Linked DNA regions of Homo sapiens: region 1 is linked to region 2. A link is a contact called in ENCODE Hi-C or POLR2A ChIA-PET data. All regions are on one chromosome and are shown on one strand. The core of a region is the stretch at or near the end of the contact, and the rest is flanking DNA. Distances in the headings are between cores, read along the strand shown. Region 1 overlaps POLR3B (RNA polymerase III subunit B). Region 2 holds the start of RFX4 (regulatory factor X4).

Region 1 (3,352 bases), core at 284-2,783, 160 kb after region 2:
ATTGAGAGGTGTGGCCCATGTCCATCCCTACCCCCGTGCCCCACTGCCCCACATCTGGGTGGGGACTATTTGACCAATAGAATAAACATAAGTGATGCTGTGACTTTCAGTCTAGGTCACTAAGGTCACACAGTTTCTTGTCTATGGGAAACACTTACTCTTAGATTCCTGAGCCACCGAATGTGACAACTCTGGAAACGCCTGAGCCTAGCTTTCCAGCCCTTCCCACCAACCTCTAGCAGAACATCAACCAACCAACCTCCATCAACACCATGTGAAACAAAAGAATCAAATAGCCAAGTCCTGCCTGAATTCTTGACCCACAAAACTGTGAGGTATGTATAATAAAATGGTTGTTGTTTTAAGCCACCATTTTGAGATAGCATGTAACAGAGTAACACATAACCAGAATGCCAGTTATATCAAGTTCATTAAAAAAAAAAAAAAAAAAAAAGCAAAACTAAATATCTGGCTCACTATAAATAAAAAAAAAGTAGACTTCTTCAGTAATATAATAGATATTATGCATACTAAATACTCCTATACAATTAATTCTATTAGTTTTTTCCCTTTGTACACATCTTTTTTCTTTGCAGTGGAAGAAAAAAGCTCAATATATTTGTGATCTAAGTTAAATAACAAAACATTAAAGTAATATGGGGGGCATATTTATACTAATTAATTTCTTAAAGAATTCTGAGGTTCAGTGAAGTATGTTTAAGCTAAAGATTTTCCAGATTCCATACTGACTATATTCCTGAATGTTTCTGATAGGTAGTTTTTTGACTCAGAATGAAGAAGGTATTCAAAGCAAATGAATCTTCTCCTCTAGCTAGTGCCAAAGAAGGAATTTCCTAAGTGGAACTGGATTTCATGCTTTTCCTTCTTTAAAGTTAAGACATGTCCTTCCACTTTTCTACTAAAACCACCTTTTCAGATAGAAAAGCCTGGATCTTGGATTTGAATTTACTATGTCAGAAGTGTTCTAAAAAGAAAACTTCCTCCTCTGAGAGCTTAATCCTTTCTTACAGTGAGACCCAGCAGTTTCACTCTTGGAAAGAAAGAATATGGGAATGGAAGCAGGTGCAGAGGGGTGAGAGGGGATGAAGAAGCCTATTCCAGCAACTTCCTGTGGAAACTGGCAAAAGGAACTTGAATAAGCATCCTGAACAGAATCGAATGCCCTTAACCTAAACAACAAAAGCTCAGCTCTATTTTAATTAGTCCCTTACACTTAGACACTTTTGTCTCAAATTATGACAAAGTTTTTTTGGATCCCAGCTGAATTTATTGTAGCCCCTTGATTCAAACACAAGGAAATGTCCTTGGTACTAAAGAAGTAAAAAGTAAGAACACAGTCAACAGAAATACTGCCTCATTATTAAATTTTCCTACTCCTAAAATTTCAGTTTAAAAGAAAAAATGCTGTCCAAGTTCACAGAGCAGTGAGAAACCACAAGGCCATCCACACAATACACCACATTATTTAGGTCAAAAGTAAAATGACTAAAAGGGAAGGAATGCTGGTGATAATATTCAATACCTTGGTAGCACAAGGCCTTTCAGCCTGTTTAAGACAGGAGAGTAAAGAGCAAATCATATTTCAGGGAAAAATGCTGACAGCTCATCAATTGATTTTCAATGAAAATGCTAAAAAAATTAATAAAGAAGTTAAGCTGCTGAAATACAGTTTCACCAATTAGCTTAATGTCAGAGAATTCTAATTAGGCGTCTTGAGATTGCTATTTAGTGTTTAAGCCTACAGAGTGCCAAATTCTCCTTTTCACACAAACTGGTTGCAAAATTAAAGACATTAGGCAGCCTTAATTACATTATCAGAACAGCTGGGATTAGGCAATCTCTGAAGTCAAGACGGCATTCTTTTGTCATAGGGTAGAAATCCCTGGCTTTCCAGGGTGCCGGATTTTGGTGCCATTCCATATCTCACCCATACAAAGCAAGCTGCATTAGAAACAAAAAATTTGCAGACAAAGAATAGAGTAATGCTCAGCAAATAATGAACACATTACCGAAAAAGAAAAGGTAGGTGAAAGATTAAGCCTGAAATCGGTAGGTTTTGCTAACACCTCTACTGGCGGCTGGCCTGCCAACCCTCTTGTGGCATCAAGACTGAAGGAAAGCTCTGTGAACCCGCTTGGCCAGTGGAGACAACTCTGTTATCTAAAGCTGAAGCACATTTATGCTCCCTCATCCCATGGGGTGTGAAATTAGCAGCTATTGTTTTTACACATTTTTGCTAACACAATACCTTTTATGTCTTTACATTGTTTATAAAGCTATGTTTTCTTGCACATGGGAACCCTCTTTTTAATTCTAATTTTTTAAGCAACAGGATCAGCTCTCCTTTCCCCCTCCTTACTCCATTCCTTATTCCTCTAAACAATCAACTTTTTTTTAATGGACTCATTTAACACCATGGTTTTTCCGAAGTAAAAAATAGTAAAAATGGGATTGATGGTGAGGATACCCATAATTCCTTGCACAATGGTCAATCTGAAGGTGGCCAAAAACCAAACTGCTAAGTAGTGGCCATTAACCAAACAGAGCTTCCTCAGTAGTCCTGATGCTAATTTTTTTTTCTAGAACCTAAAGTTACTATAATTTCATAATTCTAGTTTTTAAATTTTAGTTGTGGTACTATCTGCTGTGATCATCCCAGCCGCACTATCTCTCATCTAGAAAACTGCTACAGCTTCTAGCCGGTCCACTCTTCGCCTGTTCATCTCCACATCAGATCTTTCTAAACTAAAAATCAGATCATGTCACTCCCCTGACTAAAACTCTTCAATGGTCTTCTGCTGCATGTAGAATGCCAAGTCTCTTCCCATGGCACACAGGGCTCCAGATGATCCAGCCTCCACCTGGGTCTCCAGTGTCATTTCTTACCATCCTGACACCTCACTCACTCCAGCCACACTGACCCTCTATCAGTTCCTCCAGTCCCTAAATTCATTCGTGCCTTAGGAGATGTGAACTTGGTTGTGTCTCTTGCTGGAATGCAGTTTGCAAGGCTGCATGAGAGCAACTTCTCCTTATTCAAATATCGGCCTGCACATATGTGGAAATAACGAGATGAATATAAATGGTTCCTTTCCTCAATGAGCTTACAATCTAAAAGGGGGAAGAAGCATGGAAGTAAAGAATTACATGTTAATTTAGCATGCAAATAAAGACTTGAATAAACTGTTACTGGCCTAAGGAAGACAGAGCAACTAACTGCACCTAGGAGGTCACAGTTTCAGAGAGGGCTCAAAAGATGAATAAGGAGGAGCTCCTCTTTAGAGAGAGGGTGAAAGGGATATGAGGGAGGGGCAGCTTCGGTAGAAGGCAT
Region 2 (3,248 bases), core at 501-3,000:
CCCCTGGCAAGAGCAGTCCGGTGTCCGGGCCACCAGGGCTGCAGCGGAAACCTGGAGAGGCCTTAAATATTTCTGCAGGGACCGAGGAAAGACCTTCTGGGGCAATGCCCCGATGACCCCAGCCCCCACCCCACTTCCATATCCAGCCTGCCTAGGGGTGGAGTTGGGGAGACATTCGTGCGGCATTTGTTTATTTGCTCAAGGAAAGGACGTGCATGCTCAGGGGACGGCCGGGGCTGGAAGGCACTTGTTGCTCCGCGCTGCAATGCTCAGCAGCTTATGCTTGCAGGCATTCTCTCAAACCTCGCCACGGCCCAGGCTGAGTCCACTGCCCTATTTCTGCCTCTCCCCAAACTCATCACCCTAAGAAATTCTGAGGCTGCAGGGGGCCAAAATGAAAATAGCCGGGTTGCAAGAATGAGCCTAGGGGAGGGGGTGAACTGTAAGAGAACTTCCACCTGCAAGGGACTTAGGGAGCGTTAACAGATCTAGAAGTGTGACGGCTCTTCAAAGGTGCTAGGAGTGGGAGGTGGCGAAAACTACTGGAGGAAGAACCGAGATACCGGGTGTTTTCGTTGTGAAAGATTCCTTGGCCTCCTTTTTTCGTTGTTAAGGACCGCCGCACCCCCAAAACTGACGCCCAGCAGCTCTTGAACTGCAGAGCAGTTTGCAGACCCCAACGCCGAGTTTAGCGGGCCAGTCTGCGTCCTGCCCTCCCTCCAGCAAGGTCACAGCTCCCTAGTGGAGCCCGGCGTTGGGTGCCCCTTCCTGGCAGAAAAGCTAAAAGCCCGACCCCACAGCCCAGGACTCCCACCTCCCGTTTCTGCGGATTCCCCCGGACCACCGGGTTCGCCGCCGCCACTCCCTCCAGCTGCGCGTCTCTACCAGCCGGAGCCTCGGTCCCCACCTCCCAGGCGCAGTGCGAAGCCGTCACCCTCCCCCGCCTCGGGGCGTTCCGCTCGGCTTCCCGGCCCTGGCCGCCAGACCCCGAGCGCACCGCTATTCCGAGGCCCCCATACCCTAGGAGGACCTGGGTCCGGGAGGGGGCGGTCGGCTGGCAAAGTTTCTGCAAGTGGCACCTCGAGCTCGCCGCGAGCCAGCGCATCTTTACGTAACTTTGTGTCCAGGGCAAGCGAAAGCGCGCTCCTTCGCGCGCGCGCACGCACACACACTCACACACGTACACAATCACACGCTTATACACATACTTCCACGCATCCAGTTACACACATCGCCTCGAATTGAAAACTTCTGCAAGCTCTGCGTTATTCTTTGGGGTTCCACTGTCAAGTTGACCCGTCTGAACTTTTCCCAACTTCTTTCTAAAGTTCCCCCTCTCCCTTCTCCTTCCCTCCCAATGTATCCCCCCAACCCCGCCAGTAGGACTAACCTGTGGAATCCATGTCGGGTTCCTCCAGTAACCCACAATGCATGCTCTTCCCATGGACAGCACAGGCGCCCCCCAAAAGTCCTGATGTTTGGGGATCCCCTGTGCTAGAGATGCCCAGGGAGGAAGGGAGGGAGGGAGGGAGAAGGGGAGAGAGAGAGACGCAGAAAGTGAGGGGGCACAAGGATAAAGGAGGAAAGGAAAAGAAAAGAAAAAGAAGAGGAAAGAAAAGAGAAAGAAGAAAAGAGGAGAGAGAGGGAGAGAAGGGAGCGAGCTCGGAGAAGGGGGAGAGAGAAAAAGCGAGCGAGCAAGGGGACACTCAGTAATCCAGCCGGGCAAAGCCAAACCCGTCAAAATGTTTGCGGATGTTTCATGGGAAAAAGCATCATTTTATAGGAGCCCCGATGGGAGCAATGTCATTGATAGGCCAGCCGGCCTGATGAATGGCCGCTCGTCAGATGGGGCCGTGGCGAGGCGCACTGTGAAGCCCATTGTGGGCCTGTTTTGAATAAGAAAAGCCGCCTCCGAAAAGGGGGGCTCAGAGCGACGCAATCCCAGCCCTCCGACTTCCCCCTTCTATTATAGCATTAGCAACGTTTTTCTTATTTAAAGTTCCAGAGGCCTTCTCCAGCCTTCGCCCGGCACTCATTATAGGCGAAATCAAAATTGGCTTAGATGTGGCCCCCTCCCCCTCCCGGCCCTTCCCCACCATCGGGCCCCGCGCCGTGCTGGCAGGCCGGGAGGGGGGCGCGGGCGGGGGGGGAGCCGCGGGGAACTCCTGGAGCCTGGGGAGTCGCCTGCGCTACCACGAGTGGGGCCCCACTCCCTTCCTTCTCTTGCGCCCCCACCCACCCCCCATTTTGGTCCTGGGTTAGATTTCGGGTGGTGGCCCTGAGAATGCGGGAGGGGGTATGTCTTGACCCCTTGCACGCGGATCCGCAGACACGCGTGGGGAGTGAAGCGAGCTTGAAGGGGAAAGGGTGGGGAAGGGGAACTGAATCCCTAAGACCCCATGCCCCAATATGAGCGTAACAAGGCCGCTAGGCGGGGAGGAGGTGAGTGGCTGGTTCGCCTCCTCCAGAACTTTCTGTCTTCCTCTGGGCCTGGGTCCTTCATCCTGTTTCTCTCCTTCCATCTCGCTGTCTCTCTCCGCCTGTCTCCCGGTGTCTGTTTCTAGCTCTCTGTCCCTCTCGTCCTCTGTGTCTCTGTCTCTGTCCATTTCTCCTTCCTTGGCTGCTAGTGTCTCTGTCCAGACCCTGCCTCCACTTCTCTTTGTCTCCCCCTAGGACTCTGCCCCTCTCTGTCTCTATCCCCCTCGGTCTCTCTGTACTGTCCCCCCTCCCCCGCCTCTTCCCGTAACTCTGTCAGTCTGTCTGTCTCTGTTCCTCCGCCCTCCCCCTGCCCTCCCCACCCCACCGCCGTCCCCCAGTCGGCCTCGAAGTTTGTGAGAAGCCCCGGCATCCAAGTGGGGACGCGGTTTTCCCAGGGACCCCCTCCTCGGCGGAGTTGAAAGTGCAGAAAGAGGGGGGCGAGGGCCGGGGGGTGCTGGAAGTGGAAGTGAGGGGGAGCAAGCTGCGTCTCCTGCGGGCCCCGATAAAGTGGCCGTTCGCGGGTCGGCCGCGCTGTGATTAGAATATGAATGGGGCCCGGCGGGCGGAAGAGAAAGGCGGATTACCCCGGGTGCTTTGACCATGGACAGAGGCAGAGCCGGCGGGCCGCGGCGGGGGCGGGGAAGCGCGGAGTCCCTAACGCCGTGCGGGAGTGGGGGTCTCTAACCCCGGGCCCCTGGCAGCGCGCGGCTTTCCGCGATCCTTCGGAAAGACGCCCCCCGCCCCCTCGGTCCGCCCCCTCCCCACAATCA

What was found. A loop is a pair of places that touch in the nucleus more often than their neighbours do. ChIA-PET counts read pairs that join two places held with the same protein, here RNA polymerase II (POLR2A).
Region 1: a loop to region 2 is called in a map of IMR-90, with 2.0 times the contacts of the local background. The contact joins the enhancer-like site here to the promoter of RFX4 in region 2. A Hi-C loop is called at or near these places in 1 of 168 maps with a recorded cell type or tissue (IMR-90). POLR2A ChIA-PET finds 5 or more read pairs at or near these places in 2 of 52 experiments (OCI-LY7 and endothelial cell of umbilical vein).

The regions. Positions count from the first base shown.
Region 1 is chr12:106,416,897-106,420,248 of GRCh38, reverse strand. The region is part of intron 12 of POLR3B (RNA polymerase III subunit B); the gene reads right to left. Among named protein-coding and RNA genes, the nearest start is that of POLR3B, 61 kb to the right of the region's middle. Within about 2 kb of position 1,533, at least 5 of the 41 ENCODE cell types and tissues checked have a DNase peak (open chromatin) inside an H3K27ac peak, as active enhancers do; they include endothelial cell of umbilical vein, where a contact is called at or near this core.
Region 2 is chr12:106,581,506-106,584,753 of GRCh38, reverse strand. It overlaps RFX4 (regulatory factor X4), which reads right to left and starts at 1,750. Exons shown (of 18, transcript NM_213594.3): 1 at 1,391-1,750. The coding sequence starts at 1,433. The region is part of intron 1 of LOC100287944 (a long non-coding RNA gene); the gene reads left to right. RefSeq lists enhancers at 716-1,300, 2,789-3,248.